Linked DNA regions of Homo sapiens: region 1 is linked to region 2. Evidence: read pairs that join two places in POLR2A ChIA-PET (ENCODE). Cell type or tissue: K562. All regions are shown on one strand. Links, peaks and the distances in the headings refer to the core of each region. The heading gives the core; the rest is flanking DNA. Region 1 overlaps NCOR2 (nuclear receptor corepressor 2). Region 2 has its middle 94 kb from the start of NCOR2.

Evidence for each region. ChIA-PET counts read pairs that join two places held together with the same protein. Peaks named below come from ENCODE experiments on the same cell type or tissue, not always from the same donor. Only the 100,000 strongest peaks of a DNase experiment are listed, where the experiment ranks them.
Region 1: POLR2A ChIA-PET joins it to region 2 with 5 read pairs; 5 of 35 experiments call an interaction of 5 or more read pairs at or near these places.

What each region holds. Positions count from the first base shown.
Region 1 is chr12:124,551,054-124,566,831 of GRCh38, forward strand. All of the region lies in intron 1 of NCOR2 (nuclear receptor corepressor 2), which reads right to left. Among named protein-coding and RNA genes, the nearest start is that of NCOR2, 8.7 kb to the right of the region's middle. RefSeq lists silencers at 130-424, 9,510-9,804, 15,305-15,404, 15,605-15,778 and enhancers at 208-1,026, 610-904, 4,646-5,403, 6,922-7,681. In K562, for the core only: no CTCF peak of the experiment used is centred there; a DNase peak (open chromatin) is centred at 6,133.
Region 2 is chr12:124,653,860-124,669,637 of GRCh38, forward strand. No RefSeq gene overlaps it. Among named protein-coding and RNA genes, the nearest start is that of NCOR2, 94 kb to the left of the region's middle. RefSeq lists an enhancer at 12,809-12,978. In K562, for the core only: a CTCF peak has its summit at 7,782; a DNase peak (open chromatin) is centred at 7,785; H3K27me3 peaks cover 5,257 bases.

The sequences.
Region 1 (15,778 bases), core at 2,687-10,686, 100 kb before region 2:
ACAGATAAAAATAATGATAGCTAATGCCACGGTTCTGGATGCTGTGTCTATTACCCTTCTAATTCTCAAAACAACCCTAGAAGGTGAGGACTGCTTAGGTCCTCATTTTACATATTAGGAAACTGAGGCAGAGTCATGTGATAAGGTGCATGAGAACAAAGTGTCTGGAACCACTCAGGTCTGCCGCTTGTCTAGCCGAGAAAACGACTGCACTGAATTATATACAAAGCTGTCAATACTCGACCACTTTTGACCTACAAAACTAGCAGTCATACGGCTCCCCCAGTAGCAAACAGGAGAGCAGCGCGCACAGATCCACGTGTCCACAGACAAGGCAGGTTCCCAGGCCGTGCAGCGATACACAGAGGCTCGTGGAAAAGCCCAGGCCCCAGTGAGAGGCGGTGGCCTCCAGGAAGGGGGCTCCCGTGACTTGAAAGTCACCTGTCATTTTTTTCTCTTTTAACAAAAGCCACCTTAGCTTACAGCCCCGAGTCTGGTGTCCTGGGCTAAGGCTCGGCCGGCCTGGTCTCCCTCTCTCCTCTCTCCCCTGGCCGCCTCTTTGCCCCCAAGACCCCACATAGTCTGTGACAAGCCAGTGGTCCTCCTCGGGGTCTGGGACCTGGAGTCTCTTCCAGCAGCCCAGGAGAACCTCTCCCCACTAAGGATCGAGTTTCACTTAATTGCAGGCTTCAGGTTTCTGCATGCAGGCCCAGAGGCCTGGGGGAAGGAGGCGCGGGCCGTTTTCTTCCTCTTTTTAATAAGCTGGAAGGCAGCAGCATGTGCCCTGCTGTTCTGAGAATCCGGAACACCCGCCCCTTGGGAAAGGCCGCGGCTCCAAGAGCCCACATGGGAGACCCAGCCGGGAGAAATCAACTGTGGCTTGTCATGAGACATGCTGGGGACTTATTTATTTTCTGGTCAACCATTGGGACCAGGTACTCCAGCTGGACTTAAGGGATTAAAAAAAAAGAAAAAGTAAAAAGGGGCTGGGTGCAGTGGCTCACACCTGTAACCACAGCACTCTGGGAGGCCAAGGCAGGAGGATCTCCTGAGCTCAGGAGTTCAAGACCAGCCCGGGCAACATAATGACACCTCATCTCTACTAAAAATCAAAACAACTGGCAGAGCATGGTGACATGTGCCTGTAGTCCCAGCTACTCAGGAGGCTGAGATGGGAGGATTGCTTGAGCCTGGGAGGTCGAGGCTGCAGTGAGCTGCGAATGGAGCTGGACTCCAGCTTGGGCAACAGAGCAAGACCCTGTCTCAAAAAAAAAAACCACTAAAGAAGAGAAAAGAATAAAGAAAGCACAAATGTCTCTCTGCCTCTGTGTGTTTCTTTTACATTTTGCTTTTCACTAGCACAGCCCTTTACCGTTTGCAGGTTTCTCTCTTCACTCTGTGCTCTTCAGCCACAGCCCCCAGGTCAAGGTCAAGAAACTGAGGGGTCACTTAATTCCAAGGTCACCAATGGTAGGAACGCAGCCATTGTCTCCATGACCACATCACCCACGGCCCTGTTCCCGGTTGCTGGTTCACAGGGAAATCACAGGCTCTGTGGGGGCAGCAAGCATCCTCTGTAACAATGACCACAAACTCGGTGACTTAAAACAGCACAAGTTTTTTCGGGGGGGTTAGGAGGTTTTTTGGTTTTTTGAGACAGGGTCTCACTTGGTCACCCGGGCTGGAGTGCAGTGGCATGATCACAGCTCACTGCAGCCTCCAACTCCAGAGCTCAAGTGACCCTCCCATCTCAGTCCCCTGATTAGCTGGGACCACAGGTACCATGCCCAGCTAGTTTTCTATGTTTTTTATAGAGACAGGGGGTCCCACTGTGTTCCCCAGGCTGGTCTTGAACTCCTGGCCTCAAGCGATCCTCCCACCTCAGCCTCACAAAGTGCTGGGGATTACAGGCGTGAGCCACCGTGCCCAGCCAGCATAAGTTTATTACCTTACAGTTTTGGAGATCCAAGGTCTGAAATGGATCTAACAGAGCTAAATTCAAGGTGTCGGTAGGCTGCATCCAGTCTGGAGACTCTAGGGGAGAACCTGTCCATCACCCTTTATGGCTTCTAGCGGCTGCCTGCACTCCTTGGCTAATGGCCCCTTCTCCATCCTCAAAGCCAGCAACGCAGCATCTTCAAATCTCTCTGACCTCCTGCCTCCTTCTTATAAAGACCACTGTGATTACCTCCAGCCCGGGCAGATAATCTAGGATAATCTCCCATCTCAAGGTCAGCTGGTTAGCAGCCTTAATTCCATCTGCCACCTTAAATCCCCTTTGCAGCATAAAATAATATATTCACAGCTTCTGAGAATTAGGACATCGTTCGGGGGACCATTACTCAGCTTAACACAGGCTTCAAAAACAAAAATCTTTAGGCCTCTAGGGAACTCCCAAGGCCCCACCCCACAGATTCTGAACTCCCAACAGGCGATTCCCCAGGGTCCACGTGCCTCAGTCTCTCCACTGCTACACAGCATGGGTGAGCATGACCAGTGCCAGCACCTGTACGTGAATACACGTCCCCAGCAGTGCAGAGTCCAGCATCTGATGAAAACGTGATCAGACAGAGCCCTGTGGCCTAACACTAGAGACTTCCCTCTCTAGATTAACAACAAAGAACTTATCAATACTTTTGAGCAACGTTTTTTTTCTGACCAGTCACAAATGGCCCGATTGTACAGCCCATGCTCTAGTAAGATCCATAAGAAATCCCCCCACTGCTGAAACCTACGCTTCCTCACGTCCCTGCATGCCAGGTTGCAGAAGGCTTTGCAGGGTAGAGCTGAGCTGCTGTGGGGCACCCACGGGAGGAGACGTCCAAGAGCCCGAGCTGCATGCGCCCCCACTCCGCAGCTGGTGTCCCTCAAAATGGGGAGTGGGGGAGCTGGGGAACCAGAGGCCACCCAAAGCTGCTCAGGATGTCCTTGGCATGGTCAGCACCCTCCCCTGCAGCTCCTGGTGACTACGCTCTCACAAACCCCCACTCAGGAGCCAGGGCCCCGGGGCAGGCCAAAAAGGAACAGGGTGAGCCCTGCCCCATAAGCACATAATGGCGTGAGCAGCGTGAACCCTCCTGATGCTTAAAGATGACCGAGGGCACGACAAAACGCCTTCCTTGCTTCAAAGCCCTTTTGCGTCTCTTTCCTGCCAGAGGTGCCGCGAGGTGGCATCACTCCCATTTCACAGGTCCCAGAGACGCTGTGCAAAAAATCACACAGCAATCTGGCAGTGGGGATGGGTGTCCAAGGCTCCGTGCCCTCCCCATGGCCCACCTCCCAGTCTGGGGCCCTCCAGGCAGTTCCACATCGTCATGGCCCTCCAGCCTCCCACCACCCAGCTGGGCATCCAGACAGGGAATATCTCCTCTGGGAAGCTCCCCTCCCCAGGTTCCCTCGGTGCCCCCTCCCACTCAACTCCCCTCTCTCCAAGGCAAAAGCCAGGCGCCCCCTTCTCAATGTCAAACCTCATGCTGTGCCCTCCGCACCTCCAAGCACCCCCAGGCACTCCTTACAGCACCGCGAGCACAGAGGCGGCCTGGACCCACGGACGGGGGCTGTGACACAGAGAGGGCAGCGAGAGCCTGAAGGTCACACAGCAAACCAGAGAGCACACACCCGATGCGCAGCACGCTTCCACCTTCCACGTTCCCACTGAGGGCCGCACAGTTCCGGGAGGTGCCGCTGCGGCAAGGGGGCAGCGCCCAGGGCCCAGGTGCCGGGAGATGCAGCTTCCTGCCCGCCGCTACAGCTGCTATTTATAGCTGAGCAGGGAGAAGCCAAGACAGACAGGGTCAGCTTCCTGCACAGCAGAGCTGGCCGCAGCCTGGGAGCCTTCGAGGGTGACCCGGAGGGGAATGGGTTGGGTCAGGGCAGAGACGTGGGCTTTGATGTCCAGGATTGGGCACGTGGTGGACCCAGGACTGTCCCTGGTCACTCCTGAGGACCACAGTCCAGGGGAAAGGGATGAAAGCACACAATGGGCCCTGCCCATGACAGCTGCCCACCAAGCAAGGAGCTTAGGAGCTGTGTGTCCTGAGCCAATGATATCACCACTCTGTGCCTCAGTGTCCCCATCTGTAAACAGGGAAACTAATAGTTCTGGCCACACCGGGTTATTGTGAAGCTTAGATGAGCTAACCCATGTGGTGCCAAGCGAGCTTGCCTGCATCCTACCAGCTCAGGGCCCTCTCTGGAGCACCCTCACCTCTGCCCCTCCCTGCTCAGACACCAGACAGCAACGCTGGGGCAGGGGGCACCCCTGCACCAGGACACCTGCAGAAGCAGCTCTCCCTACTATACCCTCCAGTGTGTGCACAGCTCACAAAGCCCAGGGAGCCCGAGCAAGTGGCAGGCACGGGGGCATCCCGACCCAGCCCCAGGGCACAGACAGCTGTGACAACGTCCGCAGGATGTATACATGCTCGGGTGTCATCGCCACAGCAGTCCCCCCAAGCGTCCACTCCCCTACGCACCAGGGACTGCAGTTACCCCCATTCTACAGATGCGGAAACGAGCACAAAGTGACAGAAAGAACTCTGCTGAAGAAACGCAGAGGGGCCCCCCACCATTCCCAGAGTTCACCAGGGTCTCCTATCTTGCCAAACAGCAGACAAGTCTTGCTGGCCCCGGGAATCCGCCCAGAAAGCTGCAGTGGGTTTGGACCCCCCAGAACTTGGTTCCTTGGGGAGAGGAGCAAGGGCCAGGAAGGATCCGTCTCGGGCCACCCATCCATGGGAACTCGGGTTTAAAGTCCCTCCCCGGTCCCTGGGGTCGCCTGGTTGTGATGCCCCAACTTCCTCCAAAAATTGGCAAAGGGAACACCCACACGGCAAACTGAAAACAGTAAGCACTGGCCCAGCCCACATGGAAGGCTTCTCTGTGCTCCCAGCGTCAGGCAATAAGCACCTTCATGTAGGACCTCCCATAACGCTCAAGACAACCTCGAGAGACGAGGAATCTGATTATGCCCATTTTATAGATGGCGAAATGGAGGCGTGAAGGCTGAATTAGGCAAAACGTGGTTCTCCCACACCCTGGCCACTCTGGGCCTCTCTGTGGGCTTATGTTCACCCGTGGAGCTCAGAGGCCAAGCTCAGTGCTAGCAAGGGGTGGTCACGGCCACCAAGGGAGGGACAGAGAGGGAATGGCCACAGGCTCAGTGACCTGGAGGCTCTGCGGGAGCAGGAGGGGGCCACAGGTGAGGGAGGGTACAGGTGTCAGTCACAGGGATGGATGGACAACCTGGGACTCCCAACGGGCACCAGGGCACGAGGCAAGGCCATGCCCAGCCAGAGCCCAACACTCAACACATCTACGAGGCACCCACAGTGTGCCCAGCACTGCTCTAGAACCTGGGACACAGACAGACGTCTCCACCCTTGTGGAACGTCCATTCTCGCAGGGATGACAGACAACAGCAAGATGACAAACGTGTGAAACCATCATCTATCAGAAGGTGGCACACTGGGAAACAACCGAGGGAGGGAGGGGAGAGGGTGCAATTTTCAATATGAAAATATCAGGCCAGGCGTGGTGGCTCACGCCTGTAATCCCAGCACTTTGGGAGGCCGAGGCAGGTGGATCACCTGAGGTCAGGAGTTTGAGACCAGCCTGGCCAACATGGCAAAACCCCATCTCTACTAAAAATACAAAAATTAGCCATGTGCGCCTATAATCCGTTACTCAGGTGGCTGAGGCAGGAGAATCGCTTCAACTCAGGAGGCAGAGGTTGCGGTGCATGGAGATCATGCCACTGTACTTCCAGCCTGGGCAACAGAGCAAGACTCTTTGTCTCAAAAAAAAAAAAAAAATCCGAGAAAAATGGCAAAGGAATGAGACGAGGCCTGCGGATACCAGGAAAGAGTGCTCCGGCAGGGTGAGTGCAAAGGCCCCGTGGCGGAAGCTGCCTGGTGCATTTCAGGAGAAACAGCGAGGCCGGTGTGGCTGAGACAGAGCGGGCAAGGGGAGCAGGTCGCAGAGGACGGCCCACGCCGGGGCAGAGGGTAGAGCCTCACGGCCCAGGTAGGGAATCAGCTTTCAGAGCAGCAGCGGGACTGTCCTGCCCTGGGTTTTCCTGCCCTGGGTTTTACAGGCCTCCCCCTGGCTGCCACGTGGGGGATGGGTCTCAGGGTGACCAGTGAAGAGCCAGCTGTGATGGGAGCTGTGTTCCCTTCCTAGAACTGCTGTAAACAAAGCTCCACACGCCGGGGACTTAAAACAACCCACTGTTACTTTGTCACAGTTCGGGAGGCCAGAGGTTCAAAATCAAGGTGTTGGCAGGGGTGGTTCCTTCTGGAGGCTCTGCGGGGGAGTCTGTCCTGAGCCTTCCTCCCAGCAGTCCCTGGCACTTCTTGGCTTCCAGCCACATCGCTCCAGCCTCTGCCTCCATTATCGCACGGCCTTCTCCTCTGTGTCTTTTTGTCCTCTTATAAGGACACGGGCCACTGGATTTAGGGCCCACCCTGCTCCAGGATGACCTCTTCTTAATTAAACGCATCCACAAAGACCTTGTTTCCAAATAAGGTCACAGCCTGAGGTTCCAGGAGGGACGTGAATGGGTGGGAAGGTGGCACAGGCACTGTCCAACAACATGCAGCAGCCTAGGCCAGGGGATGATAGTGGCAGACGATGCGAAAATAAAAATATCCAGGAGGGTGGCAGATGGCGTGGGTGGGCGGGATGGCAGGTTAAAGCAGGTGTCTCCCAACTTCTCCCGCTTGCCTTCCTCCCCTGGTTTACCCAGCAGTGGGCATCACCCAGGAGCCACCGCCACACAGAATTCCTCCCAAATCCTGACCCTGTGGACCTGGCCAAGCCCCCAGGACCCAGGAAAGGCCCCCTGACTCCTGCCAGGCTCCAGAGGGCGACATCCCCTGCAGGCCCCCATGCTGACAGGCCTGGCCCAGCCTAGGGAAAAGCCCAGGCCAGGGCCTGGAGCTGCATCCGGCCCCAACCCCACCCGGCAGGCTCTCCTCTTTAGCTTCAGGAGCAGGGCTGGCACCAGGCAGGTTCCCATGGTCACCGAGACACTATAGCCACACTGGGGCCCATGCTCCCTGATGGTCTCAGCAGGTACCGCAGAGTTCAATGTGAGGACAAACAGAGTCCTTCGAGGCCCTCCCCTGTGGGTCTGGGCCTCTGGGACTAACGACTTCAGAGCATCCCCAGACAGATCCCCTGGGTCACAAAGAAAAATCAACTCTCCCACCCACCCCCCCTCCAGACCTGGCCCAAGGTCTCCCCAGCCCCACCACAGAATTGTGGGGAGCGAGCCAAGGGGAGGCCACAGGTGGGCAGATGGGGGGCGTGCAGGCCTCCTTGGCTGTAAGAAGGATTCTGATTTTTGTTCAAGAAATGGTGGGAAGCCCTGCAGGCTGATGAGGTCAAGTCACTCTAGCTGCTGTGGCTCCACTGGGCTGCCTGCAGAGAGGGGACTGTGGGTACAGGATGACAGCCAGAGAGCAGGCAGGAGGCGGCTGCAGTCCCAGGTGGGCCATCGAGAGGTGGCTGGGACCACGTCTCTCACTCCAGAAGGACGCCCAGAACAGGGGCCTGGGGGATGCGGGGGTCAATGATCCACTTTTGCATAGGTGGGATCCGAGGTCCCTTTGGGACATCCCTGAGCAATGGCAAGGAGACTGCTGGGTCCACCTCCCTGACCCTGGGGTCAGTGCCGTGGGCCCACGAGTCACAGTCAGGAGGGAGAGGGGCTACGACACGGTCTGCAGGGACAATTGCACCCCAACGGGCCCCTGAATGCCCTTCACTTCACAGCCTGTGAGCCACGTGTCACTCATCACCCCATTTCACCGCCAGGGAAACTGAGGAACTCCGCGTGGAGCCTTTATTATTGCCCAAGGCCATGTCACTCAGACCTGTGGGTCCCCCCAGATCCACTCATCAGCCCTAAAATGCAAATATAGGCCACGGAAAACCAAGTGAACCCTGGGAGACAAGAGGCGGAGAGGGCCTCCGGACCCCAGAAAAGACTGACCCCCAGGAGCCACCCGGCCTGCAGGCACATACGCACAGACACATGCAGGCCAGTGGTGACTGGTCACCCGGGTCTGGTCCAATTCCACCTCCAACAGCCCACCCTTTGACTTACCTTTCCCCCCACTTCCTTTCCAGATGCAAAGAAAGGCCAGCAGGAGAAGCAGGGGACCTGAAGCATCAGCCACAAGTCCAGGTTGGAACCAGATGGCCCAGAGGTCCCTTGGCTTCAGACGCACTTGCAATATTGCCTCCAAAACAATCCCGAGGTCTCCGGGTACCACAGTGCTGAGCCCCCCACCTCCAGGGCATTCCCTCAGGCCAAGCAGTTCTCGAGGGCCCCATCCGGTTCTCAAATGGGACATCTTTCACCATCCAAGTCACTCACCGTCATCTTCCCAAGTCGGACCCCAAAACCGTGCTCAGTTCTCACCCAGGGTCTGACCTTGGTTAAGACACTCCACAGGGCCAGCCTCTGGTTTCCTCCTATGGAATGCTGGTGCAGGGGATGGTGCATGAAAGCATCTTGCAACAAGTGTTTTCCTTTGCTCGGCTCCTGCCTGATCCATTCTGCCCCTCAAGAACTGAGACAACTCTCAGGAATGTGTAAGGTAAGATAAAAATCAGAGAGCAAGCTCAGGGCAAAGGGAAAAAAAATGAGAGACAAACAAATCCAAAATCAGGATGAAGTAGATAAAGCCAAAACATAAACCAGTGATTGCAGAAAGCAGGCTGCAAAATTTGGCTCTGAGCTTCCTAGTAGCCAAAGCAAAGAGGGAAACAAGATGGATTACGGCTTTGGAAAATTGTGAAAACGACGCAGTGCCACAGAGTAGGTGCTACAGCAACTATATACCACTCTAAAGTCACCAATTAAGAGGCCAAAAAATTGTGCCAAAAATCAGGCCAAGTGCTTGCTGCCTTAACCATCCCCTCTTTCCTACTGCATTCTACAACAGCAAATTATAACCATGAGCATCAGCGTAACTCAGCAAGAACAGGAGCCCAGGCTAGAAGGAGGGGTTTTAGGGCCTACCTGGAATGACCTTCAAACTCACACCCCTCTCTGGGCCACAGTTTCCTCAACAGGGAAACCGTGCAAGGCTACACTGAGGTTCAAAACAGTGAGGTAGTATATTAGGGATCGGCAAATATCTTCTGCAAAGGGCCAGAGAGTAAATATTTTAGGTTCTGTAGGCCTTCCAGCCTCTGTCACAACTACTCAACTTTGCAAACGCTGTACCCAAAAGCAGCCACAGACAACATGTAAATGAGTGAGCGTGGCTGCATTCCAACAAAACTTTATTTATGGACACCGAAATTTGCATTTCATATGATTTCACATGTCATAAAATATTATTCTTCTTTCGATTTTTTTCAACCATTAAAAAATGGAGAAACCATTCTCAGCTTGTGCACCATACAGAAACAGGTGGTGGGCTGGCCGGATTTGGCCCAAGGGCCATAGTTTGCCAACTCTTGCTTTCTACGTTCCACAATCGGCTCCGAAACATATTATCACGTAGGATGTGACTATGACGGCGAAAATCAAACCTGAATATATGGCGTGATACCACTTGCATGTTTGTTTTTAAAGGGAACGCACACATACAGTCCATTTAAGGCCGACATATGCCAAGAGCATCTCGGAGGAAACTCAGGCGCGGGAAGCTGTGACTGCCTCGGGGAACAGAAACTGGGAGGCCAGGAACCGAGGGAGACTTTTACGCAATGTGTTAATTTTCTTTTTTACAAGTCAATGCATTTTCTTTCATTTAAAAAATAAGCTTTTATAAAGCCCAAAGCAACTGGCAGAGTTTTGAATGCATTACTTTTTGTTTTTCTACATTCTCCCCAAGAAGTATAAAAAGCAACATTATCCCCAAAAATGTTCATCAAAGAAGTCCATGATGTATTAAGTCATATCATAACAAAATAAGTATGATCCCACTTAGAGAAAGCAGATAGGTGTCTTTTGCAGGTATCTGCTTGTGCAGACAGATACCAGCAAGGGTGCTAACCTAGGATTCCTCCGGGTCCGGCTGGGTCAGCCCCCATGAACCTGCACAAAGGTTTTTCCACATGAGCTCAGCCCCAGGAGGTAAGAACTGCCCACACTTCGCAGGGACCTGGAGCTGTCTCCTGCTCCAGGAGAAGTGACAGCTAAGGAAGGATGTGGGAAGACGGCTCCGTATAGTAGGAGTCACTATGGCTGCACTGCCCCGTAGGGTCAGTGGCCACCAGCCACAAGTGGCTACTCAAATTTATTAAAAGTAAAAACTAAAATTTCATCCCCCGGTTGTGGCACTGGCCTCACTTCAAGCCGTGACTGCCTTGGGGAACAGAAACCAGGAGGGCCAGAATGGAAGGAGACTCCCCCAACAGCTTTGGGCAGTTTTAATACCCAATGCCCCACGTGGCTGTTAGTTATGGTACTGGCATATCTAGAACATTCTCACCAATGCAGAAAGTTCTATTGGACAGCGCTACCCCAGAGGCCGGTGGGAGAGGAAGTGGGGGAAGAAAGAGTGAGATGTGGGAAGAGGAGGGAGACAGACGGCAGGGAGAACGGACCAGCCCAGAGGGCACACCAGGCTAGGTTTGGGAAAAAGGACCACTGAAAGGGGAAGACCCTCCAGGATGGCACCACGCAGAGAAAACACGCATGAAAAGGGAAAAAAATCAGGCCAGACGCAGTGGCTCACGCCTAGAATCACAGTGCTTTGGGAGGCTGAGGCGGGAGGATCACTTGAGCCCAGGAGTTCAAGAGCAGCCTGGGCAACATAGAGAGACTCCATCTCTACAAAAAATTTTAAAATTAGCCAGTCATGGTGGTGTACACCTGTCGTCTCAGCTATTTGGGAGGCTGAGGCGGGAGGTTAATTTGAGCCCAGGAGTTCATGGCTGTAATGAGCTGTGATGGTACCACTGCACTCCAGCCTTGGTGACAGAGCAAGACCCTACCTCAGAAAAAAAGTTGGGGTGCAGGTGGGGCATTGGGGAAGGAATCAGATACCAAGAGCCCAGGCCCTGCTCCGAAACACAGAATATGACTTCATCACCCAACCCTGTGCCCTCGGGTTAAGTAGCCATTAGCCACAGCCACAGGTGGCTGTTTAAATTTAAGTAAATTAAAATTAAATAAAATGACCAGTTCAGCTGCTCAGTGGCAGGGACCCACTTTTCAAGTGCTCCCGAGTGACAGGCACCTAGTGGCTAAAGCACGGGACAGCGCAGCCGTATCATCTCCCATCACCGCAGGAGTTCCCAGACAGCCCGTCTCAGGCTACCCTCTAAGGCGGGCATTATTTTCTTTCCCTCCCTTTTAAGAATCAAGAAACCAAGGCCAGAAGGTCAGAGGCTTCACTCAAGTTCTTAACAAATGGAAGCACGATTCAAACCCTGCTCCTTTTTTCAGAGACCAGGAGCAGAGGGGAAGCTCAGCCCTCCCCCAGGGGGCCTCCCCCACCCCGTCCTCCCCACAGCCTTCGCCCACTCTCCGGGCTGCCCATGACCTCCAAGCACTCCAAGTGCCTGACAGACACTAAGTGATTAAAGACTAATGGAAAACCTCAACCGTCAAGGGCAGAGGCAGGGAGCTGAGCACATTTGTGAAACACCAACGACCAACGGGAAAGGAGCCCACCGTCTCCAAAGGGCAACAAGCCGAAGCCTGGGGCTCTGGAAAAGAGACAGGTCCATCAGAGGATCTTTCCCAGCAGCTTTTAAGAGGGAGGAATGGTTGATATCCGAGCAGCCTGTAGGTGAGGACCCGGGTTTACACAAGGAATTCTATAGTGAAGTCTTTGCTCTCCAACAGGATAAGCCAAAATGGAAACTGCAGCTCCTGTGTGTCCTGCGACACACAGGAGCTCATTATATCTCACAACCATAAAGTCAGAAGCAGCAGCAGCACCCCCATTTTAGAGATGAGCAAACTGAGGCTCACAATAGGTAAGTAACTCATTCACAGCTTGAAGCTGCAGAGCTGAACAGCAAACCCAATATTCATGCCCTTTGCCCCTAAAGGCTCTCCAATATGGCACAGGTGGCCGGCAATGTGCCCATTTTGCAGATGAGGGCACCCAAACCCTGAGAGCAAGGGGCACTCACCTGGGCCCACTGCTTGTAAATGGCCAAGCTGGAACTTCCAATGCTAAATCAGCGGCTCTCTTGGGGATGGCAGATGAAACACTCCGAGATTGTCCTCTAATATCTGGTTAGGACAATTCTTTCTAGATTTATAAACCAAAAGCTCCTTCCTCAAGGCTAGCTGGAGCCAAGTGGGCAGGGCAGTGTGGAAGTGTCCAGGCTCAGAAGCCTCACTCTGCTCCAAAATAGACATGATAATAACAATGATGCTAAGTTCATTCATCATAAGCACAGGTCCCTCCGCTGTGCAACCTCAGGCGAGCCTGGACCTGTGCCCTCATCTGTAAAATGGGAATGAAGCCGCCATCTGCCCCAGGGCCTCACTGAGCAGAAGCCCTCCGGCTACACAGTACCCGAGGGCAACGCGCCCAGCCTATGGGCACTCCAGGCCACAGAACTCTGCCGCTGCAGCTTTCTGGAGCACCATGCTAAATAATTCAAAACCATGTTTTCATTTCAAAACAAACACAGCAGTGTCGCCAAGGCGAATGCCAAATTTGCATGAATGTTTCAGATAAAATGAGACCTCAAAGAAATGCCAGGCCCTATCCTTCTCCCCAAACCCTGGGGAGAACGAGTTCTCAGTCTCCTGCCCCACCTGGGGCAAAGATCCGTAGGTGCTGCTCAAAGAAGAAACATCATTTCTTTCTTCATATCCTCTACGGCAGCTTTGCAAAGCAGGTCTGCAGTAAATTCCTGCTGCACTAACACGACCGTGAATAATCCCAGGTCTTAATTCGTAGTTCCACATCCAAGCTGTGTGACCTTGGGCAAGTTACTTAACCTCTCTGTGCCTCAAGTTCACCATCTATAAAATAAGATAATAAAAGCACCAACTCATAGAGGAGTTATGAAGAGTAAACAAGCAGATTTGCGTAGAGCACGGTTCCTGGCACACAGTAGGTGTTGGTTCTTATTACTAGCGTATGATCCACAGCCTTTTCCAACATGGAGGCTGAGAGTTCGCCGGATGGGTTGTAAAGTCAGTTCCCTGGCTCCAAGCTCCCTCAAAAGATGCCCAGCTGGCCTTTCCCAAGCATCACTTCCCTGGGGACCACACGCACCCACCTAGGGACACAGACCTTCTGTCACCCTTGGCCTGGGCCTAAAAAACCTGGCTCTCCCCAGGCAGCAGCTCAAGCTTGGGGCCCTCCTTGCCCCTCCCCTGGGCACCTCAGGCAGGAGTTACCAGCTCCCACCGGCAGTTCCCCAGTCTCAAAAGTGTCACCTGGGGAGGCTGCTGTTTAGCGTTTGAGATGTGAAGAGGAAACAGGGAAGGGAAAACACACACACACAAATAAAAGCTCTCAACCCCCGCCACCCCACCCCCACCCCCACCCCCGGCCCACGGTCAGAGGCAGCATTTGTGGGGCTTTTCAGTTCAGACAGCGGCAGGAGGAGGGGCTGAGAGCCTGTCTCCTCTGCCTTAAAATCTCCCTTCCCACAGACAGGACCCCAGGAGAACCCTCCGGCTGGGTTCTGCGTAGGTACCACCCCCGCCTCCCATCTCCGAGTGAAGCACCAACTTCTCCACCCACACTCTCAGATGGGGGTTGGGAACACAGAACTATGAATGCGCCCCCTCTCAGCCAGGGGGAAACGGGGCCAGGCAGCCTCCACATCCAGCATGAATGGCAGACGCTGGGGGCCAGGACTCCTGGGGCTAGCTTCCAACTCCCTCGGTGGGTGTCTGCGCTGCCAGCGCCCCCTGCCCCCCACCCCCAGGCCCCGAGAACAATCAAGCCGTCCCCAGCCCAGGGCTTCCATGCAGTAAATTCGTGTTTGCAGAGCTCTGGGAAATCTTTAGGAGGTGGCATGAGTATTATTAATTGGGGAAAAAGAACAGATTATGCCAAATAAATCCTTCCCACATAACCAAACCCTCTCCGAGAGGGGGAGGGGGAGAGCGCAGCCCCAGGAGGGGTCTCCATCCCTCACCAGGGCCTGACAGCCACATTACCATTTACATGGATTTATCAATAGTATTGATCCCCAGCAGCGTAAATAGCTCAGTGGGAAGAGGCCAGGGCTGGGGCCTGCTGCGCTCCCGCCCCCATGTCTGGGCACCGGCACCACAGACTCCCCCGGCACCCGCTGGCGGTGGCAGCAGTGAATTTCCAAGCAGGGACACGGCAGGCGGCTCAGGGAAGCCAGACAGAGCCCGGGATGCCCTGGCAGCCGCGCTGCCGACTCGCCAGTCACCGCTGGCTCCACCCCCCCTTCATTGCTCTGCTGGGCCTGACTCAGTCTTTGCATCTGTTCAATGGGCGGGGGCACCTGCCCTTCTCCATCCTCTCCGGACAAGCAGAGGGGAGTGGGAAAAGGCCCCCTCCCTCCCCCAGATCCCCCCACTGTCCACCCCCAGCCAAAGGTAAGGTGGCCCCTTTTCACAGGGCTTCCAGACCACGTTGGATTAAAGGCCCAATCTTAGAACCCAGGAATAATAATACCGACACAGTAGTCATAGTAACACATACAAGTACCAAGGGATTCTTATGGCCGGACGGTCAGCTCTCACAACCACTCTGTGAACTCAGTACCATTTTGACCCTCATTTTGCAGATGGGAAACCTGACAGGCACAGAGAAGTTAAGCATCTGTCCAGGGTCACACTGCCAGGAAAGTGGCAAAGGTCAGAGTCAAACCCCAGGAGCTGAGGTGCAGAGTGGGCCATCCCACCTCACTGCTGCTTGCCATTTCTCGGCCCCTCCTCAGCACCCCCAAAGAGGCCACCCACGAGGTACACAGCCTGCCCCGGGTCGCCCTCCCGGCGCAGTCTGGCCCGGAGAGCCCCTTATATCAAAGCTGCCGCAAGGACCCAGATCTGGCTGAAAAGGGGCAAAGTCAAGGCCACCGGTAACACATCCCAACGCGCCCAGAACTCCCCCACCCCGCCCACAGGGTCCTCCCCTTATCCCCTCCTCCCCTCTTCCCTCCCTCACACATCCTTCCTCCAAATCTGCAAAAAGGGAAAAATAATAATAATCACAATAAAACCAGTTCTCACCAACGGGGGAGAGGAGGAGGGGGAGGAAGGGAGGAGGCTGAGCCGACAGAACAGATCCGCCCCCGCTGCCTGCACCAGACCCTCGGAGAGCCGGAGCGCGCGACAGGCGGCGGGAGGACACTCGCTTCCAAAAAAATAAACCTACAATGTAAAAATAACGCCGGGCGCCCCACGCTAATTGGGCCCGGGCGACAGCAGCTCCCAGGTACAGCCTGTCTCTCCCTCCCGCCCGCCGTGCCCTCCCGCCCTCGGCTTGCTCCTCCTGCAAGTGTCTGGGGCGGGGAGGGCGTACCCCACGGGTGCCCTCACTCCCCGCAGGCCTCTGAGGAAGCTGCCCTCTAGACAAGGGTCTGGGTCTTCCCAGTCGTGCCCAAGTGGGATCAGCTCTGAATTCCAACTTCGCAAAGTAGTGGCATCCCAAGTATCCGCACAGCCCGGGGGAGGGACTAGGAGGCGGCCCAATGAGGCGTCACCAGCCACGGGAGGCAGGCCCAGACACCAGGAACACCGGCCCGCGGGGGAGGGGGACCAGGGGCGACTCTCCCGAGGGACCCCGCCCAGCGCCCCGTGGCCCCACGCCTAGGAGGGACAAGGCTGGCTCTCCCCCTCGGCTGGTGAGAGACC
Region 2 (15,778 bases), core at 4,493-12,492:
TATATTACTCAACATATTAAGGAGCATAAAATTGTTCTTTTAAAATAAATGCATGTTTTGAAATTTTATCATGTTAATCTCTAATGCAGTAAATACTGATAAATAGAACCCACATAAACAAAAGCCCTTTTGGAGTCCTCAGTAATTTCTAAGGGTGTCATAGGGTCTAGGGGCCAAACAGTCTGGGAACTGCTCCCTTAAACAGCAATCTTACTTGATCCTTAAATTAAAATGGCTAACAGCAGCCGGGCACAGTGGCTCATGCCTGTAATTCCAGCACTTTGGGAGGCCAAGGCGGGCGGATGGATCGCCTGAGATCAGGAGTTGGAGACCAGCCTGGCCAACATGGTGAAACCCCGTCTCTACTAAAAATACAAAAATTAGCTGGGTGTGGTGATGCACACCTGTAATCCCAGCTACTCAGGAGGCTGAGGCAGGAGAATCGCTTGAACCCGGGAGGCAGAGCTTGCAGTGAACCAAGATCGTGCCACTGCACTCCAGCCTGGGTGACAGTGAGAATCTGTCTCCAAAAAAAAAAAAAAAAAAAATAGCAAAGAGTTACTTCACACTTTCTATGCACCTGGCATTGTCTGAACCTTGTGCATGGACAGTTGTACAGAGACATACACATAGATACTATCTAACAGCACACGAACCCTCTGAGGTGGGTTTCAATTACCCCATTTTACATATGGGGAACTCAGGCTCTAAGTGGCCCCTTAACCACCAGGGGCCACTGCCTCTGGGGAAGCCCCCCCACTGGGACCCTCAAAGTCTGTTTCAGGAGTGGCTGAGATTCCAGGACAAACCACCTGGAATTCTCAAAGTTGGCCCCCACCTTGGAAAATCCCCTGAGGCTCACTGGCCCAGACTACCTTGGGGGACCCCAAACCCTGGCATGTCCTGGTCACTTGCTCTGAAGGAAGCCTGGCCACTGCTCACTCACCCACCTCCCGCCACACCAGGCCTCCGGCTTTTCCGTGCTGCTCTTCGGACACCCAAACTGTGCCAGCCTCGGGGCTTTTGCACCTGCTGTTCCCTCCCGCCGGAATGCCTTTCCTCCACGTGGGGCCCGTCATCGTCCCTGGCCTCTCATGTAAAATAGCAGCACCCTCTCCCACTCGTCTTCCCCTCCACCCTTTCGCTGCTATTTCCTGTGTGACACTCGGCACTATGGGACATTGTGTTGTGGATGCACTGGTTCAGGGGTTCAGTGTCTGTCTCCCTGTGGAAATCTAAACCCGGTAAGAGCCCAGGCACAGCAACAGGTCCCAGCATGGTGGACTCAGTGAGTGGATGAACAGGATACGGGGACAGGAGAGTCACGCCTGGCTACAGGGACGCCCATCCACCTCCTCCAGCCTGGCTGACCGGCGCCGTGCTGGCCTGCTGCCCAGACTTGCCAGATCTTTCGATTTTTCAAAAGAAGCTGAACATCCAGATTTTTATGTAAAATCTTTTTTTTTTTTCACTAGCAACTTATTCAAATTAACAAAAAGAAAAAAACAGCTTGGTGAGCCAAACCTTATGTAGATAAACTCAGTTTGGCTAATCAGACTCGCCTTGCCTTCTAAGGGGAGGTGACATTTGAACAAGACTGGAAAGCCTTCAGAGCTAGGCGCAGGCCAAGCAGGGGAGGAGGGGAACAGGGTCGTGCCAGGCCAGCTGGGGCTGGGTTGTGGGGAGCATTTGAGAGGTCCGCACTCCGTGGACAGGCCCGTCACCCTTCCCCTTGGCTTCGGAAGTCTCCCCACCTCCCCCCGACCCCAGGCCCAGCTGGCTGCAAGCCATACACTTGAAGCATATGCGTGGAGTGTTTTGAGAAACGGAACACACAATACATCGCAAATAAGGCTGCTTCTCCGTCTGGCTGGGACACATCTCCACGCTCCGCCAGATGGTCCCCCGCCGCCTCCCCAGCTGAGGCCGGGGCTTTGTGAGGTTGCATTCTGCGTAGAGGCTCCTCTCCATTCTGCAAGAGGCTGCTGGGAAGCTCTCTCCCCGGGGTGGCCGGGAGGATTTTTCTTGGCCCACAGACAGGAAGCTGATTCAGCCGGGAACCTTCTTCTGCATTCAGAACCCCCACAGCTCCATCCTCCTCCATCCCCTGCCCACCACGCTCCATCCCCCACCAGCCCCCATGACCCAGAGCCCCAGTGCGCTGGTGTTTATTGCTAATTGTTTTCAGACAGATGGTGTGGCCCAGAGTCTAATTCCCCAGGCTAGGGGGCGGGGGATGCTAGAGGAGAAGGCCGTGACCTTGACCACTTGCATTCTTGAAGAAAATGTTTGGCCCAGCCTGGGAGGCGGGGCGGTGGGCAGTGATGGCTAGGGCTTACAGAGGGGAAGTTTCAGGGCTTTGAGAAGGGAACAGGGGAGTAGGAGGAGGCTTTGAAATGTGGGAAACAACCCTGCAGCCCCAAGGGCTGATAAAGCTGGCTGGAGAATGGCCCCACCTTCAGGAAGCCCTCTGGGATTGAAGCCTGCGAGGCAGGGAGAATTCCTCCTGCAGGGTTGGATTTAGGGATGTGGGGAGTAGGGGATTTGTGGGGAGGGTGGAAGACCTCCCCACAATTTAATAAGGAGCCTCACTTTTTTTTTTTTTTTTTTTTGAGACAGAGTCTCACCCTTTTGCCAGGCTAGAGTGCAGTGGCGCGATCTCGGCTCACTGCAACCTCTGACCCCCTGGTTCAACCAATTCTCCTGCCTCAGCCTACTGAGTAGCTGGGATTGCAGGCACGCACCACCAAGCCCAGCTACTTTTTGTATGGTTTGTAGAGATGGGGTTTCACCATGTTGGCCAGGATGGTCTCGATCTTCTGACCTCGTGATCCGCCCGCATTGGCCTCCCAGAGTGTTGGGATTACAGGCGTGAGCCATTGCACCCAGCCAGGAGCCTCACTTTTTAATGTAATTTCAACATGATCTGAAGGCTTACAGAGCCACCAACATTTCACTAGATCCCATGAGTCTGCCAAGCTGAATGAAGACCCCAAATTACAGATGAGAAAAAGAGGTGGCCTGTGAGGTGAGATGGCTTGCCTTAGGTCACACAGTCCACAAAGATCCATTGAGCTGTCACTCTGTGCCTGGTGGGAACACAGCCATGGCAGAGGACAGGACTGACAAAGTCCCTGTGTTCAGACTGGATAGGTTTGTACAGGTTTGTGAGAGGAGACAGACGCAACTACAAAGAAATACGTTCAGAAACGGAAAGGACTAGAAAGACAAAAAACTAGGGAACAGGGTAGGCAGGGATCTCTGGAGAAGATCAGAGAGGGCTTCTTGGAGGAGGCAAGCTCAAACATCGAGCCTTGAAGGCAGAGTTGAAACAAGCTGTGTCTACATCTCAAAACAGAGAGAAAGCCAGTGCAATGGCCCTGGGGTATGGATGAGCTTGTTGTGTCCAAGGAGGGGAAGCGTGGCCCCGGAAGCCATGATGGGGTGTATACAGAGCTGAGATTATAAAGCCCCTTCACCAATATCATTGAACACCAAATGCACCCACGACTAGAGAGCCAGCATCAGCATGATACCAAAACAGCGTGTTGCTCAACATCAGGTTATTTCAAGTTGCTTTCTTTGTAAGGGTTAAAGCAGAAGGGGTTCTTTAGGCTGGCTCAGGTTGACTGGGCCCTCCTTGATTGGTTGCTGTGAATCTCCAGTCTATTAGAAAAATTGCCCCCATTTCTTCTATTTCTGCTTATTTTTTTCTTTCTTTTTTGTTTTTAGAGACAGGTCTCTGTCACCCAGGCTGGGGTGCAGTGGCACAATCATAGCTCACTGCAGCCTCAACCTCCTAGGCTCAAGTGATCCTCCCACCTCAGCCTCCTGAATATCTGGGACTACAGGTGTGCAATGCCTCGCCTGGGTAATTTTTATTTATTTATTTATTTATTTATTTATTTATTTATTTATTTATTTATTTATTGTTTTGTAGAGATAAGGTCTCATTATGTTGCCCAGGCTGGTCTCAAACTCCTGACCTCAAGCAATCCTCCTGCCTTGGCCTCCCAAAGTGCTGGGATTACAGACACATAAGCCACTGTGCCCAGCCCAAACTACCCCCATTTCCAAGCTCAGTTTAATTACACGGCACCTGCAGGAGTGGCTCCGTTCTTGGTCTGCTGGGGCCTAGAGCAGGAGCTCAGTCCAAAACGAGGGCCTCACATAAATTTTATTTACCAGCTATGGAGGAAAATAGAGCAAGGAGGGTGGGAGAAATCAGGGGGACTCAGGTGTGACCTTAAATAGGAAGGTCAGGGAAGGGCTGCTGGAAAAGCAGAAAACAATCGAGAAAAGACCTGTAGGAGATGAGGAAGTGAGGCAGGCAGGAATGACGGAAGGAAGGAAGAGACTGATATGAGGTCCCTGGAGTAGCCAGATTCATAGAGAATTTCCGTCTCTGTGAATCTGGCTACTCCAGGGACCTCATATCAGTGGAATCTGACAGTATTTGTCCCTTTAAAACTGGCTTATTCTACTCGATATAATGTCTTCAAGGTTCATCCACATTGTAGCCTGTGTCAGAATGTCCTTCCTTTTTAAGGCTGAGTAATATTCCATTCTTTCTGGAAGGAAGGGCTTTCCAGAAAGAGGGAGCAACTGGTGTGCAAAGGTCCTGGGGAAGGTGTGTGCTTGGTATGTTCAAGGAGGCCAGAGCAGATGAGGCAGAGAGGGAGAGGGAGAGGAGGGGGCACTGAGCCTCGGGACACAGCAGAGGGTGAGGGAGTAGACCCCGCAGGGCATCGTGGGTTGTGGTAAGCACTGGCTTTTCCTCCAGGGACAAGGGAAATTGTTATAGGTGTTTGAGCAGAGGAGTGGCTTGTCTTGACTTAGGTCTAGCAGGATCCCTTTGGCTGCCAAGTGGAAAATCAACTGTGGGAATGAAGGCTGAGAGGCCGTCGAGGAGACTACTGCACCTGTCCAAGCCAGAGATGATGCTAGCTGGAGCCAGGGGAGGCAGCGGGCTGGAGAGAAGTGGTCACAGTCATGACAGATTTTTTTAAATTGTAGTAAAATACACATAACATAAAATGTATCATCGTAACCCTTTTCAAGCATTCAGTTCAGTGGCATGAAGGGCCTTCACACTGTTGTGCAGCCGTCGTCACCATCTGTCTGCAGAACTTTTTCATCTTCCCCAATTAAAACTGTCTCCATGAATCACAGCCCTGGCACTCACCATTCTACCTTCTGTCTCTATGAATCTGGCTACTCCAGAGACCTCATATCAGTGCAAACTGACAGTATTTGTCCTTTTATGACTGGCTTATTCTACTCACTATATTGTCTTCAAGATTCATCCACATCGTAGCCTGTGCCAGAATGTCCTTCCTTTTCAAGGCTGAGTAATACTCCATTGTCTGGATAGACCATATTTTGTTTAACCATCATCCATTGACGGACACTCTGGTTGCCTCCACCTTTTGGCCATTATGAACACTGCTGCTGTGAACACAGGTGTGCAAATATCTCTCCCAGTCCTTGAGGATGGATTTTTAAGGTATGGGCAATAAGATTCGCTTATGGCGCAGATCCAGGAGTGTGAGAAAAAGAGGCGTCAGTGTGGACCGAAGTCAGCTCAGCTCCTGCCCCACCCTGTCTTGATGGGCAAAAGGCCATTCCACCTCTGACATTCTAGGACATTCTTTTGAGACATTTCATAGCACGGCCTCAGCTCCTGACCCCTCACCTCTGCCATCTCAACCCCTCAGGGACTCTACTTCCCTTCTCTTCTGCCAAGCCTCCAGGTCAGCATCTGCCCGTCTTCATTTCTCAGACAGGCAGACCATCTCAGTCAGTGCATGCTATCAGCCTCCTCGTCACTGCTGTCCTCCCACCGCACCTCAGCAGGCTCAGATGAGTGAGACGCGAGGCTCTCGAGTGCTCTAGAACTCAGCTGAATTTCTGCTTTTAGTCCCATTCAGCGGAAACAGGGCCTTGCTTAGTCTTGAGCTTTCCCAGGCTTCTTCCACCCTGCCCAGGGATTGAATCTACTTACAGCCCTCCTTGGGCCAAGAGTCCCCACCAATGTCCCTGAAATGCCTATGGTCTCATCTGCCTTTAGGTCTTGGTCTGGTTCCAATGACACTGGGCTCTTTTCTGCTCCCCAAACATACTGAGTGAGTGCCTCCCCCAGGGCCTTTGCACCTACCATTCTGGGCCTTGCCCACTTTCCTCTTCGTTTTGCCACCCCTACTCACCCAGCAGTTTCCAGCTTCAACCTCCCTGCCTCGGAAACCTCCTCTATGCCTCAGGCTGAAGCCAGGCTCCCAGTCAGCTCCCCCCATGCCTCCCTGGAAACTTTCCTGTCTTGACACTTGTCCCATTAGGAAAGAGAGACAGGAGGGGGCAGTGGTTAACGCACAGACTGAAGTCAGACTGCCTGTGTCCAGATCCTGGCTCTCACTGAAGAGCAGAGTGACCTTGACCAAATCACGGAATCTCTCCCAGCCTCATTCATAAAATGAGGATAATCATGAACCCCATGCACAGGGTTGTGTGGGGATTAAATGAAATAATATACATCAAGTGCCCGGAACAGTGTCCGACGCAAAGTGTGCCATGAATAATTGTTGCTCTGTGGAATTCCTTGCTCACTGGCATCTTCCCTGCCTGGTGGTAACTCAGAGGAGAGAGGGGCTTGGTCTGCCCGGGGTGTGCAGGTATACCTGACGTGCTCTCCAGATCTGGACCAGCAGGGTAGACGGATGGACAGATGGAAGTTCTAACTCTGAGTCCATGCAGCAACCTCCTCCTCCTCTCCCGGTGCTGGCACTACCTCCATCCAGCCCCCTCCCCGCCCCTCCTGCCACTGGGGGCTCACCTGACCCAGCCCCCACCTCCCCAGCCTCCTGTACCCATTCAAGTGCAATTAAGCCAAACTTTTGATTTAAGATATTTATAAAGGCACTAAGAATGTCCTCTAATATCAGCTTATATATTTTTAATCTGCCGTTAAAGTGATTTAAAACGGAGCTCCGACGGATAGGCATGATGAAAATTAAAAGTCTCCATCACCTTGTGTCTGGCTGCAGCGCCCCAGCCGACAAGGACGCAGTGGGGCGGAGGCCCCCCACCCCGCCAAATTAGGGGGAAACGCAGCCTTGCCTGCTCTTCTCCAGGGCTGGGGCAGCCAGGGAGACGCGGTGTCATTAAGTAGTGAGCGCAAAGGGCGGCAGTGTCTGCAGAAGGAGCCACGCGGCCGCGCTTAATGAACAGTGACATCTGCTCGGCTCTTTAATTAACGAGCCCCCACGCGCTGTGGCAGGACACAGGGACCACGTCCTCTGTGCTTGCAGGAAAGAAAAAAAAAAGCCAGGCAGGGAGACGACTGCAAATGTGCAGAATGATTTTTTTCCTGCCTCCTTTTAGAAACTGGAGAATGGAACCCAGCTGCGACTGTTCCCTCTGCAAGGCCATTTCCCAGGACTGGGTTCCTGAGGAGCCTGGTGGGTGAAGGCGCTCTCGCCCCATGCCTGGTGTTCAACCTTTTCTTCACCCTTCTCCCACCCCCGGCCTCTTCACACACGAGTCTGAAATAAATGAAGGCAGCCGGAGTACAGGGGTCTGAGCTTCCCCCAGGCCTGGGATGAAAAGCCATGAATCAGCCCTGTGTTAAATTTCCCCATCATAAATTCACTCATCCACAACTGCATCCCAGCTTCCTCCATGACAACAGGCTGCCACCCACGAAGACACCAAGCGGGGGCTGTGAGAGAGATTCCAGATCTCACACCAAGGATAAGGGCCCAGGACAAGGGCCACTAGTGGCCATCCATGGCTTAACCACTAAGACATTGCATCTTCCCGTTTCCACGCTGGAGGCAGGCTTTACAGAGAGCCAGGCTGCAGTGGGGGGATTTTGACCTGAAGACCAGAGGCCCGAGTCTCTGGCTTGTAAAATCTCAAAAAACTTGGCCCTTGTGGCTTGATGGCCCAAAGCATAGCTCTGGAAGAGTCCCACCCCCACTCCAAACACATCAGCTACAGGTTTTTTTCTAGAACTCTCTAGAGTTTTCTATAATTCAACTAAATTTCTGCTTTGTGCCCCATTCAGTGGAAACAGAACCTTGGCAAGTCCAGAGTTTTCCCACTCTTAGCCTACTCTGCCTAGGGATTGAGTCTAGCTGTGGCCTTCCTTTAAAATGAGTCTGTGGACCTTCTTAGGTCAAGGGTCACCACAGATGGCCCCAAGATGCCCATGGTCTCATCTGCCCTTAGGCCTTGGTCCAGCTCCAGCTACACTGGCCTCTCTTCTGCTCCCCAACCATACTGAGTGAGTGCTCACAGTCACAGGCATTTATTTAGCACTTACTGTATGCCTGGCTCTTTGCACAGTGGTTTATATGCAGCAGCTCTCACACCAACCCTATGAAGAAAGGACTATCACCAATCCCACTTTATAGAAGCAATTCTTCTGAGGAACACCAAGAGACAGCGTAGACAAGCTCAGAGTTATGTGCCTGAAGAGTGAGATAGTTGGGGTATTTATTCACTCAATCCCCACTTGTCATCGGTTGAGGGTGTTAAACTCTCAAGCAGTCTCTCCTGAGGAGGCTTAGTGAGCACCAACAGCATCTACTCTCCTCCCTCCCTGCACATTCCTGTCTGGAATGTTCTGGAGCTTTGGCAGGCATGTTGGCACTACAGAGAAAGGTATAAGAACTGCTGAGGCCCTGACATGGCCTGGTTGCTAAAACAGCTTTTGCCAGGCTTCTTTAAATATCCAATTCTACTTGCTCATTGCTGATATGTAGGAAAGCAATTGACTTTTGTATAGTTACCTTGTATCCTGCAACCTTGCTATAATCACTTATTCATTCTAGTGTTTTTTGTCATTGTTTTGAATCTTTGGGATTTTCTAAACAGTCATGTCATCTGTGAAGAAAGACAGTTTTATTTCTTCCTTCTCAATCTGTATACCTTTTCTTACTTGTCTTATGGCATTAGCTATGATTTCCAGTATGACCTTGAAAAGGAGTGGTGAGAGTGAATGTCCTTGCCTTGTTCCTGACCTTACGGGGAAAGAACCTAGTTTCTCACCATTAAGTGAGATGTTAGCTATTGGATTATCGGAAATGTTCTTTATCAAGTTGAAGTTCCTCTTTACTCCTAGTTTGCTGGGAGTTTTTGTCGGGGATAGGTGTTGGAGTTTGCCAAACACTGTTTCTGCATCTATTGATGTGACTGTATGATTTTTAGCCAGGTTTCTTTTTAGAGGAGGAAAACAAAACTCCCATTTTGTTCAGGCCACTGATAGTTAAGCTTTCTGCAACTTGCAGGTAACAGGCATCCCTAACGGATATGAGGAGCTACAGGAAGGAAGGAAATGGATGATATGGGTCTGGGCTGCCTTTTCAATAAATGTCCTTGTGACTGAAATGTTGGGTACGTTAGTCTCCCCTGGCTGCCGTAACAAAGTACCACAAATGGGGCAGCTTACACAACAGAAATGTATTCTCTCACAGTTCTGCAGGCCAGAAGTCTGAGATCAAAGGGCCAGCAGGGTTGGTTCATTCTGTGGGAATCTGTTCCTGGCCTCTTCCCTAGCTTCTGGTACTTCGCTGGCAATCTTTCGCATCCCTTGGCTGGCGGATACGTCACCCTGATTTCTGCTTTCATGTTCCCATGGCATTCTTCCTGTGTGTGTCTGTGTCCAAAGTTCCCCGCTTTAGAAGCACATCATATTGGATGAGGGACCCCCTTATTCCAGTATGACCTCATCTGAACTAATTCCATCTGCAGGGACCCTACTTCCCAAATAACGTTGCATTCTGAGGCACTGAGGGTGAAGTTAGGACTTCAGCACATGAATCGCGGGGGATGCAACAGGGTCTATAACATCAGTTTAGGGAAAGTTTTCTTTTTATGATCGGGAGTCTTGAGGGCACTTGTGGCCATCAGGAAGGTCTGGTTGGGAAGGAAGAAAGGAAAATCCATTGTGTGTAGTTTCTGAGGGACTGACAAGAGTGAGAGCTCCAGCCCAGAATGACAGACCGGCCCTTCCTGGCCAACCACCGGGATGCACACAGGGTCCCTGTGTGAGGCTTTCTCCTTCCTGAGCAGCCTCCATCTCCGGGGGTGGGCCCGGGGCCGCAAGTGGAGGGGCCCCCACGCCACGTTTTGTGGCTGAGCTGAGGCTTCTGCCCTCGCAGCTGGGCTGACCTCCTGCAGGCCGGCCTCAGTCTAAACAAGGGCCGAGTGTGTTTTTCCAGGCGAGGATTGGGCTGGGGTTTGCCCGGGAGCCTGGTTCAGACAGGAGCCCTTTGAAGGCAGGATGAATTGAGACAATGTCTCCTTCCAGCTGAGGGCAGGCAGGGGCCAGAGCAGGAGTAGCCTTCCAGAAGGCCTCTTGTCCAGGGATAAGGAGGGTGTGGGAAGGGGAGCTTAGCCTCTGGGCCACCACCGGGCCTGAATGACATCGTCATCTAACAATCCAGCAACTGCGGCAGCGACGAATTCTCGCAGCCTTTGCCAAAGCAAGCCTCGTGCAGGAGCAAGTGACAGGAGGTGGTCCCAGACGAGTATCTCTTTTATTTTTAATAATTATGCATGTATTTAATGTATACTAGAAAAATATAGTTAGCCCATCCCATTAATGTCCCAGGTTGCATTGCTTCATGCAAGGTGACATCTCAAAATTTAAAAAGGAGGTTATTGGAAACTACCTGTATGTCCATCAGAGGTAAATGGATAAATGAATTGTGGTACATCCTTACAGTGGAAAACTACACAGCAATGAAAAAGCCCATCCTGATCCACATACCAGCATGGAGCCACAGCTATTATGTGGGCTGGTGACAGGTCCTTCTCTTAAAAGAGGGAGAGGCTGAGCTTGGGCCCAGCACGGGGACCCAGCACCGATGCTGTTCTAAGGCTCCACCCCTCCTGGCCTGTCTCTATATCAAGCCAGTTTTCCCCCAAAATGTGCCTAATCACTTCTTATCTCACTGTTGCAATTCTGGTTTGGATGACCTCACTTCTCACTTGGCTCCCCTGGCCCAGCCTATGGCCTCTTCACACACTGCCCTTCCACACTGCACAGATTCATCTTCCTAAACTGCTGCTCTGATTGAGACTCCCCCGACCCCACTGCCGTGACTCAAGCACCTTCGATGGCCCCCTATTACCCAGAAAATAAATATCAAACGCCTCAGTGTGGTATTTCACAATCCCAGGACCTTCTGAGCTGGCTTCAGTCCTATATGGTATACCAGCAACAGCAGCAAATTGGCTATTTCCTGACTGTGTCCCACAAGTTCTCTCCTCTCGATCTTCTCCTTCTACCTGGGATACCTTTTCTATAACCTCAACTCTAAAAGTCTCTTTTCCTTTGAAGGTGCAGCTTTAAATGCTACTTCCTCCTTGCTAGTGAGAATGAAACACATCTCTTCCCTCGTTTTACTGCCTGTCTCTCCAAGAATGCCCTTATCATTTTTCTTGGACCATGGTGATTCGACTCCCAATCTCAGGGGATCAAGATTTTAAAATAGTCACTCAAAAAGAGCAATGCTTAACCCAGAGGAATGAGGCTCTGATGGTGACATTTTAGGCACCCATGCCTGGTAGAAGAAGGCACCATGTTGATCAGGGAGGCCTTCCCTGGAAAGCACCTACACCAAAGGCCACAGACTCCAGCAATTGGAGTCTGAGGGGAGACGCTGTGAGCTGATATCAGGGAGGTTGTCTTGGAAAAGGGATAATTGATCTGGGCCTTGAAGGTAGATGGCACTCAGGGAAGTGGCATGGTTCTGGGGAAAGAATTTAGAATTTGTGGACTCAGATAGGTCTGGGCTCAAATTCCTTTTCTGCATTTTTTTTGAGACAGGGTCTTGCTGTGTCACCCAGCCTGGAATGTAGTGGTGCAATCACAGCTCACTGCAGCCTCAAGCTCCCTAGGCTCAAGTGACTCTCCCACTTCAGCCTCCCAGGTTGCTGAAACTGCAGGCACAGGCTGCCACACTCACTTAATTTTTTTTCTTTAATTTTGTAGAGATGGGGTTTTGTCATGTTGCCCAGGCTGCTCTCAAACTCCTGGGCTCAGGCGAGCCTCTCGCCTCGGCCCTGCAAAGTGCTCGGATGAGACTTTGGCTATCATAGAAGCCCCAACTCAAACTGCCTTCAACTAAAAGGAAAAGTTATTAGTTCTTGTAATGGTAAATTCCGAGGTAGTGCTGGCCTCAGGTATGGCTGAATCCAGGGGCCCAAGCAATGGCCTCAGAATGCACAGTTGTTTGTGTCCATATTGGCTTCCTCCTCAGTCATGCCCTGCCTTCACCACGGAAATGGTATCCCAGCAGGCACAGCTAAACATGCTCAATCAGTCCAGATTCTCACTTCCCAACTGTTCCTGCAACAGTCCTGGGATACCTCTTACTGGACAGAATTGGATCATTCAATGACCCCTGAACCAATCACTGAGGCCAGAGGTTTGGAAAATTTGGATTGGCGGAGCCTTAGTCACATGCCCATCTCTGGACCAATGGGGAGAACCAGTTCAACACAAACCACATGGTCTGAGGTGAGTGAAGGGCTGTCTCCAAGTAAACTAGAGGGGCTGTGACCAGAAGGGGCAACTGATGTCCAATAAAGTTACTGAACAACTGTGGGACTTTGTACAGGTACCTTAAGCATTCTGATGCCCAGACCCCTTGTTCGTAAGACGGGAAAATGACAGACTCACCCAAGGGGAGCTGTAGCTAGTTGTGTGATGATGTTCATGAAAACAGCTGGCATACTATAGGAGCCTAATAATGGCCCACAGCTTCAGAAGCTGGGCTGGAATTAGAGCAGAGAAGCAGGAAGGATGGAAGTGGCTGTGTTTTCCAAGATGGCTACAAATTCTTCCATCCCACAAGCTCTTTTTACAATGTGAGGTGGGCACTCCTGCTATTGGGAGCTGGGAGTTATGTCCCTCCCCTTGCCCAGGGCTGAGACTACAATGGAAGGGAAACTGGGGAACTTCTGAGACTGTTATAGGAGGTGTTATGGCTTCCTCCTGGCCCTCTTGGGAAATTTTTTTTCTGGAGCACCATGTTGTAAGGAAGCCCAAGTCACACGTGGAGGCTCTGGCCCCCAGCTGAGGTTCCACCTGGCAGTCACATATCAACTATCAAATAGTGACTGCCAGACATGTGGGTTGAGATAACCTCAGCCCCAGTCCCCATGTGACTGCAACCACATGAGAGGCCCCACGCCAGAACCGCCTAGCTGAGCCCAGTCAACATCGGAACCATGACATAACAATAAAATCATTGCTATTGTTTCATGCTGCTAAGTTTTGGGGTAACTCCTTACACAGCAACAGATACCTGGAAAGGGGAACATGGAAGGATTGTATGCAGAGGCTATGATGGGAGGTTATGGTGGCCTGATTTCATCACAGGATCTGTCTCCAGATCTCACTGGTTCACAAGCCGGGTAATCCCAGTGTGTACAAAAGAGAAAAAGAAGAGGCTGTGCCTGAGCTCCCTGAGCCACACACAGCCCTGTGCCCACAGCCCTGTCCAGAAGTGGACTCATTCACACCATCAGGCCCCGGCTGTGAATTTCTCAGGACAAAGGGGTAGCCCCACAGCTGTCGGGGCAAACCTCCTTCGACGCTCTCCAACAGCTCAGGCCAGCCCATTTCTCACTGACTTGTGGATGGAACGTGTCACCTTCAGAGGAAGGGGGCAAAATAAACCTTTGAAGGTGAGCTTGCTAAATGCTTGCGTAGTGAGGCCCCTGCATCTCCTTTTGCCGAGACTGGGGGAGGCTGAATGGCACCAGGCCCTGTCTCTCAGCCCCGCTCAGCCCCATCCCTCTAGTTCAGTCCTGTGGGACCGCCCGATCCTTGTGCAGCCCAGCTACACCAGCAGGTCGCCGAATGTGGATTGTATCCGGGTGGCATCTACACAGATCAGAAGGTAGTTCAGATAATGGGATCCTTTGAAGCAGTCGATGAAACATTCCACTCCAGACCTCAAAAGCCCAGGTGGCTGCCTGCCCCAGGCATTCAGGTGTCACTGCGCGGCTCCTGCCCCACCTCCTTGAACCACCCATGGGAACAGCCTCTGCCTTTTCCTTGCTGAACTGCTATTTGCTCACTTTAAAAACAAATACTCACTTTCTCTGTAGGCAAATAAATGGACGTAAAGAGGAAAGCTCAGATCACCCCCTAATCGGAAAGCCGATATCACTTACCGGAAGAGTAGGTGATGGTGAAAGTGAACACAGAGAAACAAAAGGTGTCACCCAAGTCTGCTTTCTGTCCTGCTGCCTGAGGAAGGTTTTCAATGGAAACCGTTTCCGGCTGTTGTGAAGGAAGCTCTGCCAACCTTACTCAGCGAGGTGTCAAAGACATCTCAGCACCCGTGGAGAGTTTCTCCCTGGAGTTGGCGGAAGAATAGAAAAAAAAAAAAAAAAAAGGAGTGGTTTTCTTGCTGTTTCATATTATTTAATGCTGTGCCTACATCCATTCCAGGTCTTCCCAACCACTTGAGGGAAACCCCAAATTATGATGATAGCAAATGCTTGCACAGGGCTTGGGTACCTCCAAGAGCATTATACGCACTACCTCATTTAATCCTTATAGTAGATACTGTTATCAGTATCACATGGGGCACAGAGAAGTAGTGCATCTGAGGTCACACAGCCAGTGAGTGGTGAAGCTGGGATTTGAACCCAGTTCTCTAGCTTGAGTCTGTGCTCCTAACCATGCAGCATGCTGCCATCTGAGAAGCACAGGTTTACACCCATCAGGCTCTGGATAACTGCCCAGAGTCTCTGTCCTAGAGTGAAAAATGCCCCCTGCCCACAGTTTATGTCACTCCCCGGTACCTACGAATGTGACCTCTGGAAATAGGGTCCTTGCAGACGTGATCAACTGAAGATGAAGTCATACTGGATTGGAGTGGATCCTTATAAGAAGGAGGAAGTTTGGACAGAGACATGCAGGGAAAAGCCACGTGACCACAGAGGCAGAGATTAGAGTGTGGTAGCCACAGCTAAGGACTGCCAACGATGCTGGCAACCACCAGAAGCTGGAAGGGGCCGGGAAGTATCCTCCCCAACAGCCTTCAGAGAGAGTATGGCCCTGCTGCCACCCAAACGTTGAGGGAACACGATTCCTATTGTTTTTAGCCACAAAGTTTAGGATGCTTTGTTCCAGCAGTGGCGGAAAACTAACAGTCTTCTTGGCCTGTGTTTGGGGGCACATGTCTCCCACAGGAACAAGTGCCCCCTGGGAAGGGGTCTGGAGTTAGCTGAACTGTAGGAAGTCTGTTGTTTTTTCTTAGAAAAGCTGAATTTTCACCTTTCCCCATCTGCTCAGAGATCTGCAGAAACAGCCTTACCTTCCCATTGGCTTCTGTTGCTGTGTCACTTTGGCCAAGTGTCTTAACCTCTCTCTGATTCTCATAGTGGATTTTGCAAGCACATAGATGGTATGAGTTTGTTCTCACACTGCTATAAAGATATGCCTGAGACTGAGTAACTTATAAAGGAAAGAGGTTCAATTGACTCACAGTTCTGCATGGCTGGGGAGGACTCAGGAAACTTACAGTCATGGCAGAAGGCAAAGGGGAAGCATGAAAGGACTCAGGAAACTTACAGTCATGGCAGAAGGCAAAGGAGAAGCATGAAACCTTCCTCACGAGGCGGCAGAAGGAGAATGAATACAGCGGGAACTACCAAACACTTATAAAACCATCAGATCTCGTGAGAACTCACTCACTCTCACGAGAACAGCATGGGGAAACTGCCCCCGTGATTCAATTACCTCCACCTGGTC